Regions from separate parts of the Homo sapiens genome. Here region 2 is linked to region 1. Evidence: chromatin loops called from intact Hi-C (ENCODE). Cell type or tissue: CD14-positive monocyte. All regions are shown on one strand.

Evidence for each region. Hi-C counts contacts between places; a loop is a spot of excess contacts. Peaks named below come from ENCODE experiments on the same cell type or tissue, not always from the same donor. Only the 100,000 strongest peaks of a DNase experiment are listed, where the experiment ranks them.
Region 2: a loop joins it to region 1, with 3 times the contacts of the local background. A loop is called at or near these places in 49 of 110 quality-filtered maps.

What each region holds. Positions count from the first base shown.
Region 1 is chr17:7,894,925-7,902,924 of GRCh38, forward strand. CHD3 (chromodomain helicase DNA binding protein 3) reads left to right here. Exons shown (of 40, transcript NM_001005273.3): 9 at 1-226; 10 at 415-618; 11 at 2,159-2,370; 12 at 3,047-3,178; 13 at 3,572-3,671; 14 at 4,087-4,278; 15 at 4,419-4,619; 16 at 4,972-5,109; 17 at 5,366-5,487; 18 at 5,634-5,807; 19 at 5,928-6,069; 20 at 6,320-6,451; 21 at 7,686-7,803. Among named protein-coding and RNA genes, the nearest start is that of CHD3, 10 kb to the left of the region's middle. RefSeq lists enhancers at 1-23, 7,767-8,000. In CD14-positive monocyte, a CTCF peak has its summit at 3,040; a DNase peak (open chromatin) is centred at 3,067; H3K27ac peaks cover 1,617 bases.
Region 2 is chr17:7,818,688-7,826,687 of GRCh38, forward strand. It overlaps DNAH2 (dynein axonemal heavy chain 2), which reads left to right. Exons shown (of 86, transcript NM_020877.5): 70 at 1-89; 71 at 232-376; 72 at 522-721; 73 at 2,556-2,682; 74 at 4,755-4,941; 75 at 5,147-5,295; 76 at 5,434-5,617; 77 at 5,850-6,040. Among named protein-coding and RNA genes, the nearest start is that of KDM6B, 12 kb to the right of the region's middle. RefSeq lists silencers at 4,123-4,172, 4,183-4,232. In CD14-positive monocyte, CTCF peaks have their summits at 4,213 (motif pointing right), 4,413 and 6,760; DNase peaks (open chromatin) are centred at 4,204 and 6,764.

The DNA.
Region 1 (8,000 bases):
GGGGGTCCAGTGGGAGGCCAAGGAGGAAGAAGAAGAATACGAAGAGGAGGGAGAGGAAGAAGGGGAGAAGGAGGAGGAGGATGATCACATGGAGTACTGCCGCGTATGCAAGGACGGCGGGGAGCTCCTGTGCTGTGACGCGTGCATCTCCTCCTACCACATTCATTGTCTAAACCCTCCCCTGCCTGACATTCCCAATGGTGAATGGCTGTGTCCCCGATGCACAGTGAGTGGAAACATCTCCCCTCTGTATTTACTGTCAGGCCTGATCCCTTCCCCCATCCCTGGGGCCCACATGTCCAGCTTTTCATTTCTCTGCACTCCCCCACCCTTGTGGGACCCCTATCTTCTCATCTAACAATGGGTTCTTTCTGCCTCTTTCTTTCCTCCTCCTTGTACGTGTCCATCCCAAAGTGCCCCGTGCTGAAGGGTCGAGTGCAGAAGATCCTACATTGGCGGTGGGGGGAGCCACCTGTAGCAGTGCCAGCCCCTCAACAGGCAGATGGAAATCCAGATGTCCCACCCCCCCGTCCTCTTCAAGGCAGATCAGAGCGAGAGTTCTTTGTCAAGTGGGTAGGACTATCCTACTGGCACTGCTCCTGGGCCAAGGAGCTTCAGGTACTAGGACCTTTTCTTTCCCTCTCCCCCATGACCTCATTTCCTGCCATCCTCTCCCTCTCTTACTCCTCTGTTTGTTGGGTTCCCATACTCTTTGTTTTCTCTCATTTCAGGCCTGTGGCCTTCATACCCTACTTGCTTAGTTTCCATATGTGGTTCTTTTGGTCTACAGTCCTCTTTCTCTCAGTCTCCGTTAGCTTCCTTCCCTCAGATATAGCATAGCCTTTCCTAACTTCATGTCCTTCCTTATCTGTCTTTTTCCATGTTTTATAATATTCCTGGCTGGGCATGGTGGCTCACACCTATAATCCTAGCACTTTGGGAGGCCAAGGCAGGAGGATTGCTTGAGACCAGCCTGGGCAACATAGTGAAACCCCATCTCTGTTTAAAAAAAAATTCTCGGCTGGGTGTGGTGGCTCACGCCTGTAATCCCAGTACTTTGGGAGGCCGAGGTGGGCGGATCACCTGAGGTCAGGAGATCGAGACTATCCTGGCTAACATGGTGAAACCCCATCTCTACTAAAAATACAAAAAAATTAGCTGGGCGTGGTGGCAGGCACCTGTAGTCCCAGCTACTCAGGAGGCTGAGACAGGAGAATGGCGTGAACCCGGGAGGCGGAGCTTGCAGTGAGCCAAGATCGTGTCCCTGCACTTCAGCCTGGGCGACAGAGCGACACTCTATCTCAAAAAAAAAAAAAAAAAAAAAAAAATTCTCAATGTTTCTAATCCCATTCCCTATCTCTTGCTTGTAAGAGCCCCACCCAGGCCTTGTCTTCTGAAACTGTTGCATCTGTTTCATTTTATTTATTCTCCGTCTTGGCTTTGACTCATTTATCTCTAATCCATCCTTTTTCTTTTTTTTTCTATTTTTTTTTTTTTTTAGATGGAGTTTCGCTCTTGTTGCCTAGGCTGGAGTGCAGTGGCACGATCTTGGCTTACTGCAACCTCTGCCTCCTGGGTTCAAGCGATTCTCCTGCCTCAGCCACTCAAGTAGCTGGGATTACAGGCATGCGCCACCACGCTTGGCTAATTTTGTATTTTTAGTAGAGACGGGGTTTCTCCATGTTGATCAGGCTGGTCTCGAACTCCCAACCTCAGGTGATCCACCTGCCTCTGCCTCCCAAAGTGCTGGGACGCGCCTGTTATTCTCTTATTGCCCCGGCTGGAGTGCAGTGGTGTGATCTTGGCTCGCTGCAACCTCCGCCTCATGCATTCAAGCGATTCTCCTGCCTCAGCCTCCTGAGTATCTGGGATTACAGGCGTGCGCCACCACACCTGGCTAATTTCTGTATTTTTAGTAGAGACGGGGTTTCGCCATGTTGGCCAGGCTGGTCTTGAACTCCTGACCTCAGGTGATCCACCCGCCTGAGCCTCCTAAAGCACTGGGATTACAGGCATGAGCCACCGTGCCTGGGCCAATCCATCCTTTTTCATAGCTCCCTTTCCCTGTCCCATTCCTCCTGCCGGCCTCTTCCCGGTTCCTTGTTGTCCTCTGTGAGTGTCAGGACTATCTCTTTCCCTTTTTTCTGTGCCCTGCTAGCTGGAAATCTTCCATTTGGTTATGTATCGAAACTACCAGCGGAAGAATGACATGGATGAGCCCCCACCCCTGGACTATGGCTCCGGCGAGGATGATGGGAAGAGCGACAAGCGTAAAGTGAAAGACCCGCACTATGCTGAGATGGAGGAGAAGTACTATCGTTTTGGCATCAAGCCAGAGTGGATGACCGTCCACCGCATCATCAACCACAGGTGAATCCTCGGTCCCTGGGAAGTCAGACCTGGTATATGACATTATTCTTACCATGGTGATGGCCCCATGTTAGTATTTGCTGATTAACCAGGTAATTGATCTAACCTTGATAACCTCTGCTGTAGCTCCAGCCTTTCTGGCCTTGTTTCCTCCAGGGGAACGGGAGAAAACAGGAGGAAAATCCGGCCAGGCAGTGCCTCTTTTGTCCTTTGCCTCCTGTCATCTCCAGTGGCATAAGACATAGCACATGAGTCTGGGGATGAGGGCATGAAAGCAAAACATGAGAGACATAATTCATCCAGACCAGTGTTTTGAATGTTTCTTCTTCATAGTACTTATTACTGCCTAAACTTAATGGTATGTATTTAGTTATTTCAATGCTGCCTTCCCCACGAGACTCTGAGTTCCATGAGGAAAATACTTAGTGATTAGGTGAACAAATGATAAGGAGGGATCTCCAGGAATGTTTTGTGATAGCTGATTTTTAGGATACCATCCTGAGAAGGTTAGGCTGCTAGGTCAACTATTCCAATCTCCCTTCCAGCAGCTCACTGTTGACGGTTGGGTGACAAATTTTGTGTGTTTGCTGATAATTGCGTTTCTCAGGCCTTCTTTCTGTTTGTGATCTGTGCAATATTTTCCTCCTGCTCCTCCCCATGGCCTCCTGCCCCACAGTGTGGATAAAAAGGGGAATTACCACTATCTAGTAAAATGGAGGGACTTACCATATGACCAGTCCACGTGGGAGGAAGATGAAATGAATATCCCTGAATACGAAGAACATAAGCAAAGCTACTGGAGACACCGGTGAGGGAATGAGCTTGTGGATTCAAGGGATTCTGACGATGAGGGCATGAAAGCCAAAACTCCAGCATAAAATGAGGGTACAGTAGGGCCTGATTCAACCTGGAGTTCAGGGCAATGGCCACCTGAGCTGGGTTGTTTGAGATAGGCTTGCTAAAGAGGTAGTGTAAGGAACAGAAACAAGATCTGGCTGAGTAGTGGAGAAGAGGATGTTCAAGAGTGGGGAGGGCTGGCTCTTGAGGTGAAATCCAAAGGGCAAGGGTAAAGAGCCTGGGAAAAAGGAAATATGGGAAAATCTAGGTCATGGACAGTGGGAAGTAGGTCTGGAATGGGTTCAGAAAAGAAAGCGTAGGACTCCCAAGGATGAGGCCTCATTCAGACCCACTCTTTTTCCAGAGAACTAATTATGGGGGAAGACCCTGCCCAGCCCCGCAAGTATAAGAAGAAGAAGAAGGAGCTACAGGGTGATGGGCCTCCCAGTTCTCCCACTAATGATGTGAGTCCTCTCAGTTGTCATTTCTTGTTTCTGGAGTGATGGTGATCGAAGATTTTCCAAGGGCTACTGATGGAACTTCCCAGAGATTCAGTAACCTCTGTGAACAGTAGCTCTTCCTTCAGCATCCAGTCTTGCCCCAAGAGTGGCTAAGAATTTTGGCCTGAAAGGGCAGGAGCCACTAGAGATAGCCCACTGGTGGCTCTGTCACCAGCTGGCCCTTCCCCATGGTGCTGCTGGATATTGTCTTAAGGAATGAGGGGGAGGGGCTGAAGACTAGATGTGAGAACTTTTGTAAACTCAGGCCATAGTAGAGGGAATTGTAATCCAACTTGGTATCCATGCCAGGGAGGAAGAGACTAAGACTGGAGGAGCCGCCGACTATTTCCTTGAGCTTTCTGACTTCTTGTCTCTATAGCCTACCGTGAAATATGAGACTCAGCCACGGTTTATCACAGCCACTGGAGGCACCCTGCACATGTATCAGTTGGAAGGGCTGAACTGGCTACGCTTCTCCTGGGCCCAGGGCACTGACACCATTCTAGCTGATGAGATGGGGCTAGGCAAGACCATACAAACCATCGTCTTCCTCTACTCACTCTACAAGGAGGTGCTGGATTCTAGGACCTTGAAGGGGACCGCCTGGACTGGGGAAGTGGGGAGGGGGAAGATAAAGGGGTGTAGCTGGCAGAGGACTAGGGTATACGGCCTCTAGCCTAGACTTATGCTGCCCCCATTCTTGACTCCCAGGGCCACACAAAAGGTCCCTTCCTGGTGAGTGCCCCACTCTCTACCATCATTAACTGGGAGCGGGAGTTCCAGATGTGGGCACCCAAATTCTATGTGGTGACATACACGGGTGACAAGGACAGCCGGGCCATCATTCGTGAGAATGAATTCTCCTTTGAGGACAATGCCATCAAAGGGGGCAAGAAAGCTTTTAAGATGAAGGTAAGACCCTCTACCTCATATCCTCTGAGACCCTCAAAGCTGTCACTTCTTTTTCTCAGCCAGGAATTCAGTTTCTCTATTCCCCTCCTCACCTTTCTCCTCTTCCTCCACCTGTCCTCCTGTCTCTGCACTACCATCCTAGAGATATGGCAGGTACTCCCAGGGGCATACATGGATCTGTCGGTACTGGAAATGTGGGCAGAGGTTTAGGAGCCATGGTCTGTAATCCCTGCTTGGAGAACAGAGTAATGGCTCCTGTTGGGAGCCACAGTCAGGACAAGGTGTCTGGTTCTGGAGGTGTAGGTGCATGGTTGTCAGGTGGCAGCTGAATGGGCAATAATTATGTTGGCAGAGGGAGGCACAGGTGAAGTTCCATGTTCTCCTGACATCGTATGAGCTGATCACCATTGATCAGGCAGCACTTGGTTCCATCCGCTGGGCCTGTCTTGTGGTAGATGAGGCCCATCGACTCAAGAACAACCAGTCCAAGGTGAGTGAGGTTTCCAGACCTAAAAAACTTGAAGTTGTGGACTTCCCACTTGCCTTGGTCCTAAAAAACAACAAAAATTCTGGGGATTTTCTGTAGTCTGGGAGGACGTCCAGGTTGGAAGAGGGAGAGGGCCAGAGATTTGGGGCCTCTGATCCTGAGTGAAATGGGAGCTGGGGCAGGGAAAGGCTGATGCTGTGGGTCGGTCACTTGTCACTAATAAGCCCATTTTCCTGCCTTGCCTTGCCCCATCTTTTAGTTTTTCAGGGTTCTCAATGGTTACAAGATAGATCATAAGTTGCTGCTGACAGGAACCCCATTGCAGAATAATCTGGAGGAGCTCTTCCATCTCCTGAACTTCCTCACCCCAGAGAGATTTAAGTAAGTGGTTCCCTAAGGGTAGTTGGCAGAGATGAGAGGTGGAGCAGATAAAATGAGCTGGTAGAGGATTAATCTGAGGTGGTAAGTCTGAGATCAGGGGCAAGGAACTTGCCGACCTGTTAATTTTCTTCTCTTCTGGCTCTTAGCAACTTGGAGGGCTTCCTGGAGGAGTTTGCTGACATATCCAAAGAGGACCAGATCAAGAAACTGCATGATTTGCTGGGGCCACACATGCTGCGGAGACTCAAGGCAGATGTCTTTAAGAACATGCCAGCCAAGACAGAGCTCATCGTTCGGGTGGAGCTAAGCCCCATGCAGAAGTAAGATGCAAGACGAGCTGCCTGGAGTAGGGCTTGGGGATTGATGGGAGCGTTCCAAGTGCAATATCATAATTGCTTCCTTTATTTATGTTTCTTTTACACCCCTTTCCTGGCCTTTAGGAAATACTACAAATACATCCTGACTCGAAATTTTGAGGCCTTGAATTCACGAGGTGGTGGGAACCAGGTGTCGCTGCTTAATATCATGATGGATCTTAAGAAGTGCTGCAACCATCCATACCTTTTTCCCGTGGCTGCTATGGTAGATACACAGAGCAGGGAGCTGATCGAACGCCCATTCTCAGAAAACATGGGTGGGGAGTAGTGGGGAGGTGGGTATTGAGCCACAGGGGTGGAGCTGGGCTGGAAGGCCACGGACTGGGTGTCTGAGAACAGGAGGAATTGGGAACATGTGGAAGCTGGATCCGGGCATCTGGCCTTCTAGGTGTGGCAAGAATATGGGGGCATGTTTCCAACTGACCCCCTCCTCCTCCTCTCTCCTCCCTTTTCAGGAGTCCCCCAAACTCCCCAGTGGGGCTTATGAGGGTGGGGCACTTATTAAGTCGTCTGGGAAGCTCATGCTGCTCCAGAAGATGCTGCGAAAGCTGAAGGAGCAAGGACACCGAGTGCTCATCTTCTCGCAGGTGACCTGTGCCCTTAGCTGTCTTTACATCTGCTTCCTCTTCCCTCTCCTCATCCTCCAGACTTTAATTTCTTACGGTCTTCCTGTGGCTGCTCTGGTGTGACAAATGAGGAGATTCCTCCTGTAAGAGTTTTTTTTTTTTTTTTTTTTTTTGAGACAGAGTTTCGCTCTTATTGCCCAGGCTGGAGTGCAGTGGCACGATCTCGGCTCACTGCAACCTCTGCTTCCTGGGTTCAAGTGATTCTCCTGCCTCAGCCTCCCAAGTAGCTGGGATTACAGGCGTGCACCACCATGCCTAGCTAATTTTTGTATTTTTAGTAGAGACGGGATTTCACCATGTTGGTCAGGATGGTCTCCATCACCTGACCTCAGGTGATCTGCCCGCCTCGGTCTCCCAAAGTGCTGGGATTACTGTATAGCAAGTTCATTCTTGGCCTCTGATGCCTGTTCTTAAGGTTGCTGGAAGTTGAGGTCCAGCTCTAGTTCCTTTTCAGCTGCATGAGGGAAGGGGGAGGGTGAGCCATCTGCCTCCTTAGGGACTGGTATTATTTCTTCATCTTATTGGCAGGTGAGGGTGAAGGGCACAGACCCTTTGGAAATGTGATGAAAGCTCTGGGTCTACTCACCAGAAAACTGCACATACAATGACACAATTTTGTACGGATTTTCAGGGGGTTCCTGGATTTCCCTGAAACCTTTTCATGGGTCTCAGAGAACCTCTGCCTTAGGAGAAACAATCTTAAATCAAGAGAGTGTGACAAGAGGGCCAGACGTGGTGGCTCACACCTGTAATCCCAGCACTTTGGGAGGCCGAGGCAGGAAGATCACTTGAGGTCAGGAGTTTCAAGACCAGCCTGGCCAACATGGTGAAACCCTGTCTCTACTTAAAATACAAAAATTAGCTGGGCGTGGTGGCGCACACCTGTAGTCCCAGCTACTAGGGAGGCTGAGGCGGTAGGATCACTTGAACCCAGGAGTGGAGGTTGCAGTGAGCAGAGATGGCACCACTGCACTCCAGCTAGGGCAACAGAATGAGACTCCATCTCAAAAAAAAATAAAAATAAATAAAAATAAGAAAAGAGAGTGTGACAAGAAGGTGGAATAATGAGGAGCTTAAGACAGGGCAGGGGTTCAGGTGTAAAGATTAGGGTTGAGTTTGTGTAAAGGAGTAGTTAGAATAAGCAAGCATCCCACCACCTCATTATTGCAGACTCCATCCTTTTCTCTTGCTCTAGATGACCAAAATGTTAGACTTGCTTGAGGACTTCTTAGACTATGAAGGCTACAAGTATGAGCGCATCGATGGTGGTATCACGGGTGCCCTGAGGCAGGAGGCCATCGATCGGTTTAATGGTGAGGGAGATACACTGGTCCCTGGTGGGTGTGGGAGGCCTGAGAAACCTGTGATAGGTCCCTGGGATGGGAGGGGGACTGGCTTGGGGGACATTGGAAACTTAGGCTTTGAGTTGGGGGCATGGTTGTTTGTCATCAGAGAACATCTAGGAGCAGGTGGACAGAACTACCGGGTACAAGAAAAACCTGATCCAACT
Region 2 (8,000 bases), 76 kb before region 1:
CCTGAGCTGGAGGAGCAGAAGGACTCACTGGTCATCAACATCGCGGCTGGTAAAAGGAAGCTCAAGGAGCTGGAGGATGAGATCCTGCGGTGAGGCCCTGCCTTCCCCTCCCACTGCCCCACGGGTCTACTCCCAGCCAGCCTCCACCCAGTCTACCCCAGGCACAACAGCATCCCAGGGAGCCTGGTCCCGCTAACCCCTTGCTCCATGTGCCTCTGGGCCTCCCCCTAGGCTGCTGAATGAGGCCACCGGCTCCCTGCTGGATGATGTGCAGCTGGTGAACACGCTGCATACCTCCAAGATCACAGCCACAGAGGTGACTGAGCAGCTGGAGACCAGTGAGACCACAGAGATCAACACTGACTTGGCGCGGGAGGTAAGCTCCCGGCCCTCCAGTCCTGCCTCCCACCAGCCATCCAAGATGCAACTCCATCATGACGGCTCGAGACCCCTCCTTCCCTGAGCCCCTGCTCCCTGCCACGTCCCTCAGTGGCCCTGACTCCACCCATCCCCACCGGCAGGCTTACCGCCCATGCGCCCAGCGGGCATCAATCCTGTTCTTCGTGCTCAATGATATGGGCTGCATCGACCCCATGTACCAGTTCTCACTGGATGCCTACATCAGCCTCTTTATTCTCAGCATTGACAAAAGCCACCGCAGCAATAAGCTGGAGGACCGCATTGACTACCTGAATGACTACCACACCTACGCTGTCTACAGGTCTGAGGGTGCCCCCAACATGCCCCAGCCCGGAGGCCGAGTGGCTGTGGTTCTTCTGGCCACTGCACCTTCGTGCTTTCCCGCACCGCGGCTCTCAGCCTGCCGCTGTCCTTGGCATATGTCCTCCTGGTAGCTCCTCACTCTCATGGCTTAACCATCACCTGTGGGCTGATGATTCCCTGTCTTGTGTCTGTAGCCCTCCCTTGAGCACTGGACTTGTCTACACAACTGTTGGAGATACCAGCACTGCCCAGATGTTAACGGGCAGGAAGTGCACTGGCAATCTTGTGAAAGTACCGGTTGGGATTCTGCAGGTCTGGGGTGGGGCCTGGGTTCTGCAACTCCAACAAGCTCCCAGGGGTGCCACTGCTCCTGGTCTGTGGATCACATTTGAGCAGCAAGGAACTGGACTTCTCTACCCTGACATCCCACAGACCCTTCAAGCTCAACTCACTTCAGATCAAACTCATTCTCTTCCCTCTTCCTTCAGGGTCCTCATCCTTGGATGGCACCAACACCCACAACCCAGTCACCCAAGCCAGAAATTGGGAGTTATCCTTTATTTTTTATAATTTTTATTTGTACAGAAAGGGTCTCCCTATGTTGCCCTGGCTCGTCTCAAACTCCTGAGCTCAAGGGATCCTCCTGCCATGGTCTCCCACAGTGTTGGGATTACAGGCATGAGCCACCACGCCTGGCAAAAACTGGGAGTTATCCTTGACTCTTCCCTTTCAAAGCAGTCACCAGGTTTTGTTCATGAATATTTCTGCAACTGTTCCCTCCCCATCTTCCCACTGCTTGGCTGTACTTTAGTTCTGGCCCTGGTGATCCTTTTTTCTGAGTTGCACAATGGTCTCCTAGAGGTCCTTCTGCCTCTACCCACTGTCCCTCTCAACCCACCCTCCTGTATTGCCCACCTGAACAAATCTGCCCATGCCGCTTCCCGGGTCTGACTGCCAGTGGTTGGTTGCTTGGCCCCTGTGGCCCACGAAAGCCCTCAGGACCTGGCCTTCTCCTGCCTCAGCCTCACCTTTCCCACCTTGCACTGGGGGCCTGAGCGTCCCTGACTGCCCTGCATGCTGTGCCCTTCTCATGCTTTTGCTCATGCTGTGATCTCTCTGCCTCTCCCATGTCACCTGAAAACTCTACTGCAGCTTGGGGCAGCTCCTCGGAAACTTTCCAAGTCCAGCAGGCAGGGACATCATAACTGATGGCCTCTCTGTCCTCTCCGAGACTGTGGCTTATTCATCTTTGTGTCTTCAGGACCTAGCAGAGTGCCTGGCAAGACAGTAGGGGAATAATGAATGTTTTGTTTTTTAATGGAACTGAATGACTAATTATGAGTGAATGGCTGGGCACGTTGGCTCACACCTGTAATCCCAGCACTTTGGAAAGCTGAGACGGGTGGATCACCTGAAGTCAGGAGTTCAAGACCAGACTGCCAACATGGTGAAACCCCATCTCTACTAAAAATACAAAAATTAGCCAGGCGTGGTGATGGGCTCCTGTAATCCCAGCTGCTTGGGAGCCTGACGCAGGAGAATCGCTTGAACCTGGGAGGTGGAGGTTGCAGTGTGTCGAGATCGTACCATGGTACTCCAGCCTAGGTGACAAGAGCGAAACTCTGTCTCAAAAAGTAATAATAATAATAAGTGGACTCTGGGAAATTCTTGTGTCTAGGCCCCTGAGTCCTCAGCTGTTTCCAGGAGGTTAGGATTAGAGGCTGGTGAGGTCCTCTGTGTGAAGCTGTGTGATAGTAGCATCATAGCATTCGCATGGAGCATCAGCCCCCATTCCATGCTGCCCCTCCCTCTTCCCTGTCCCTTTCTCCCAGGTACACCTGCCGTACCCTTTTCGAACGCCACAAACTACTATTCAGTTTTCATATGTGTGCCAAAATCTTGGAGACTTCTGGCAAGCTCAACATGGATGAATACAACTTCTTTCTACGTGGGGGTGTGGTGAGTTGGGCAGAGAGCACATCCCAGGATGGGATGGTCAAGGTTGGGGATGAGGGCAAGTGTGACAAGGACTCCAGACCCAGAGGGTCAGGCCCACAGCATCAGTGAGTGAGCTGAGAAAATCCAGGCCAGCATCAGGTGCATGGTGAGCTCCCTGGGGCTGCGGAGGTGACTTGCCATGCACCCCCTTGCACTCAGCGCAGGCTGGGCTTTGTGGCATGTCTCACCTGTGACCCACAAACTGGCCTGATCTTGCCGCTTTTTTACTGCCTTTCAAGGCACTCCTTCCCCAGCCTGAGTTCCATGGTCGCCCTCACAATCTCTCCCTCACAGGCTCCTCAACCCCAGCTTTTCTCCTCTCTCTGTCGCATCTACCGCTCTGGCTAGATCCAGCTCCTCTTCCCCTCTGTCCCTGCGCGGCCAGTGCACTGAGCATGGCCGGAGAAGAACACATCCACACCGACTGGACGCGCTTTAAGTCCATGATCGTGAACCTCAAGGAGGCCCCTAAGGCTTCCAGACAACCATGCTGCACTCTCCCGCCCTCCTAGACATTTTCTTGACTTTTCCCACCTTCACTTCCTGCCTCCCACCCCAAACTCTCAACACAGCAACCAGAGAGGTCCCACTCTGTCACTCACTGTGGCTGGACCGCAGTGGCAGTGATCTTGGCTTACTGCAGCCTCGACCTCCCAGGCTCAAGCCATCCTCGCATCTTAGCCTCTGGAGTAGCTGGGACTACAGGCCTGCGCCACCACGCCCGGCTAATTTTTGTATTTTTTGTAGAGGCGGGGTCCCACCATGTTGCCCAGGCTGGTCTCGAACTCCTGGGCTCAAGTGATCCTCCCACCTCAGCCTCCCAAAGTGCTGGGATTATAGGTGTGAGCCACTGTGCCCGGCCTGAGAGGTCCTTTTAAAGTGGATGCCATTGTGACGGGCTCCCCATGGCTGGCGCCACCTCCCACCACACAGCCCCCACTCCACTCCAGCCACGCAGGCCTCATTGCCCTCCCCAAACCCCCTGGCACGTCTCGCCTCAGGGCCTTTGCGTGGCCATGCCTTCTGCTGGAAGCCTACTCCCCGGCGTGTGCACCTGGCCATCTCTCACCTCCTTCAGACCTCACCTCAATGCGACCTTGATCTTCTTATTTAATACTTCAAACTACCCCTCAACACTCTCAGTCTCCCTTACCCTCCTCAGAGTATCCTATTTTTCCTTGGCACTGCCGTCTTTGCTATACTAGATAATTTACTTATTTGTTATGTTTTTGGTTCATAATCTGCCCATGAATTCACAATCCCATGTTAGAAAATAAAATCCCCAAGGGCAGATATATTTGTCCATTTTGCTCAGTAATGCATCCCAATGATTAAAATGCATAGTTGGCGAACAATAAATATTTGTTAAGAAGAATGAATAAGCAAGTGAGTGAATGAATGAGTAAATAGTTTGTGCTTCTGTGAAGGTGAGGCTACCAACCAGTCATTAGGTTGGAGACATTATTACCAGGCAACCAGCAGAGGGCGCCAGCTTCCTAAATTTGAACTGTGAGGGCTAAGGGCAGGGTCTGAGTCCTAGCCCCCACGTTTATTCCCCAGGATCCCTGTATTCATCTCTTCACTCTCATACAAAAGCCATTTTGGGCTGGGCGCGGTGGCTGACACCTGTAATCCCAGTACTTTGGGAGGCCGAGGAGGATGATCACCTGAGATCAGGAGTTCGAGACCAGCCTGGCCAACATGGTGAAACCCCGTGTCTACTAAAAATACAATAATTAGCCAGGTGTGGTGGCGAGCACCTGTAATCTCAGCTACTCAGGAGGCTGAGGCAGGAGAATCGCTTGAACCTGGGGGTCAGAGGTTGCAGTGAGCCGAGATTGTGCCATTGCACTCTGGCCTAGGTGACAAGAATAAGACTCCATCTCAAAAAAAAAAAAAAAATTCCATTTGGTTTTCCCACCGAGAGAGAGAAAAATACAGAGAGAGAGAGAGAGAGAGAGAGGAGAAAAAGATCACTCTTCTTTTGAAGTATTCCCAAGTCAATCCCTTTCTTCCTCCCCTTCTCCCACCAGGTCTTGGATCGGGAGGGCCAAATGGACAATCCATGTAGTAGCTGGCTTGCAGATGCCTACTGGGATAACATCACAGAGCTAGACAAACTGACCAACTTCCACGGACTCATGAACTCCTTTGAGCAGTACCCTCGTGACTGGCACCTGTGGTATACCAATGCTGCCCCGGAGAAGGCGATGCTGCCAGGTACCAGGCGTCTGTGTCCCACTCTCACTTTTCTCCTTCCCTCCATTCAGCCACATGCCGGCCCTTCCCATTGTCCTCCATCCCCTCTCCCAGCTGGTGCCTGCCTCCTGGCCCGGAGCACATTCCCGGCAGGTGCCCCTTTGTCTGGATTCCCCGCTCTTCCAGACTCACTCCCTCTCCCTGCAATGACTCACCTCATCCCCAGGTGAGTGGGAAAATGCCTGCAATGAAATGCAACGGATGCTGATCGTTCGCTCCCTGCGCCAGGACCGCGTGGCCTTCTGCGTGACCTCCTTCATCATCACCAACCTTGGCTCCCGCTTCATCGAGCCGCCTGTGCTGAATATGAAGTCGGTCGGTGGCTCGGCTTCCTTGTCCCCACGGCCCATGGGTCTTTCCTGCCTCCCTCGCTCTGTTTCAGTCTCCTTCATCTCTCTCTCCCACTTTGGTCATGTGGCCTTCTGCCTGATGCTATACCTGTGCTTCTGGCAGGTGCTGGAGGATTCAACCCCACGATCCCCACTCGTGTTCATCCTGTCCCCTGGTGTGGACCCCACCAGTGCCCTGCTGCAGCTGGCAGAGCACATGGGCATGGCCCAGCGCTTCCACGCCCTGTCCCTGGGCCAGGGCCAGGCCCCCATCGCTGCTCGGCTCCTCCGAGAGGGTGTGACTCAGGGTTGGTGTCCATCCTTTCTTCCACCCCCATCTTCAGCCCAGTCCTTGTCCCTAGAACCTCCAACCTCAATTACACTACTGTCCCTGTACCTCCCACTTCTACAGAGGGCCCCAGAAGTGGCAGATCTTAGTGTTAGGCCCCCCCAGCACCCCCACCCCAACACCAGGTGGAAAGCATGAGGACAGGCAGGGCTTAGGAAATGATTCCCACTGACCCTGGCATCTCCTTGCAGGACACTGGGTGTTCCTGGCAAACTGCCACCTGTCACTGTCTTGGATGCCTAATCTGGACAAGCTGGTGGAGCAGCTGCAGGTGGAGGATCCTCATCCATCCTTCCGCCTCTGGCTCAGCTCCATCCCCCACCCAGACTTCCCTATCTCAATCTTGCAGGTCAGCATCAAGATGACCACAGAGCCACCAAAGGTATGTGGCCATAGAGAACCAGCATCATCAGGGCCATCTGGTCCACCTTACCTCCTGCTAGCACCAGAGAGAGGGCTTAACCAACAACAACATGATTTGATTGTCCTCAAAAAATTCCACCTCATTCCTCTCCTGTTTGTGCCAAACTCCTAGAACACAATAATAAGAGCTAACATTTCTTGAGTGATTATCATGTGCCACGCACTGTTCTAAGTTCTTTACATTTATTAACTCGTTTAATATGGGTGTGTGCACACACACACCCTATAAGGTGAATACTGTTACCCCCATTTTAAAGATAGGAAATGAGATACAGAAAGAGTAAATAAGTATTCCAGAGCCAGAGTTTGGGTAGTTGGGTCCCCAAATTCATTCTTTTATACCTCAGAACCTTCCTGCCTCCCATCATTTCCTTACATCCTCTTCCGAATGTCACACTTCCTGCCTCTTTGCCTTTCCTTTCCTCCGACTCTACTGAAATTTTTATCTCCAATATCACAAGCTCATCACCAAATGCAATCATCACCACCCTCTAAAATCTGCCGTGTCACTGCGCTTCACCCACTCACCCCTGCTTAAACTATTTTAGTAGCTTTTCATTGCGCTTAGTTGAGATCAAAATCCTTTTTGCTCACCCTGTGAAAAGCACATGGACCAGTATGTATCATCCTCAACAGATAAGAGCTGTTTGAATCACGCATGGGTGCCTTTCATCATTATTAATCCTCCTTGGCCACTTGGGGCAGCTGTCACAGTCGACTGTCCCTTTCCCTGGCTCCCTGACACATCACTCCTGCTTTCCCCGCTGTCTTTTGACATATCATTTATTACTTCGGTGTTTCTTTTTCCTCTGCCTGTGACCAGATTGCAATACTTACTCCTTAACCTAAGGACTAAGAGGGGAGGGCCAAAGAGGGGAGGGACCCTTGGTCCTGGCCCAGCGTTTCTCATTCTACTTTCTCCTTTCACAAGTTGTTGGAGAAATTGTCCTTTTCATGATTTCAACTCTAATCCCATCTCTGGCATCAGCCCCAAAGTCAGTGCCAGCTCTGAATTGCCATCAGATTACAAAGCACTTCTTGGCACACCAGCACCATAATAGCAACTCGTTTCACACTTTTTTGTCCCAACCCCCAAGACTCAGAATGTGATTACGTTTAGAGGCAGGATATTTTTTTAGAAAGCGTCTTGGCCAGGCATGGTGGCTCAGGCCGGGTGTGATGGCTCACACCTGTAATCCTAGCATTTGGGGAGGCTGAAGCAGGTGGATCACCTGAGCTCAGGAAGGTTAGATATGGAGTTCAGGTATGATAACCCTGGCTAGAGGTGGAGGTTGCAGGGAGCTGAGATTGCGCTGTTACACTGCAGCCTGGGCTCCGCCTCCCAGGTTCAAGCAGTTCTCCTACCTCAGCCACCTGAGTAGCTGGGACTACAGGTGTGCGCCACTACGCCCTACTAATTTTTGCATTTTTAGTAGAGACAGGGTTTCACCATGGTGGCCAGGCTGGTCTCGAACTCCTGACCTCAGGTGATCCACCCACCTTGGCTTCCCAAAGTGCTGGGATTACAGGGATTACAGGTGTGAGCCACCGTGCCCAGCCTGAGTTTTACTTCAAATAAGAAAGTCCCTGTATTCACAGCCCCCAGTTGCCAGTTTGGGATATAGTCCTGGAGTATATTCCTGGGTCACTTCCTGCTATCCAGTCTTTTAAAAAAGCTAGATATTAAGTAGGTACAAAAGAAGATTTATAAAATATATGCAAGTTATAAAGGATCATGATTCCTTGAATATCTGTGTGCCCATCATCTTTTTTTTTTTTTTTTTTTTTTGAGATGGAGCCTCACTCTGTCGCCCAGGCTGGAGCGCAGTGGCGCCATCTCGGCTCACTGAAACATCCGCCTCCCAGATTCAAGCGATTCTCCTGCCTCAGCCTCCGAGTAGCTGGGATTACAGGTGCCC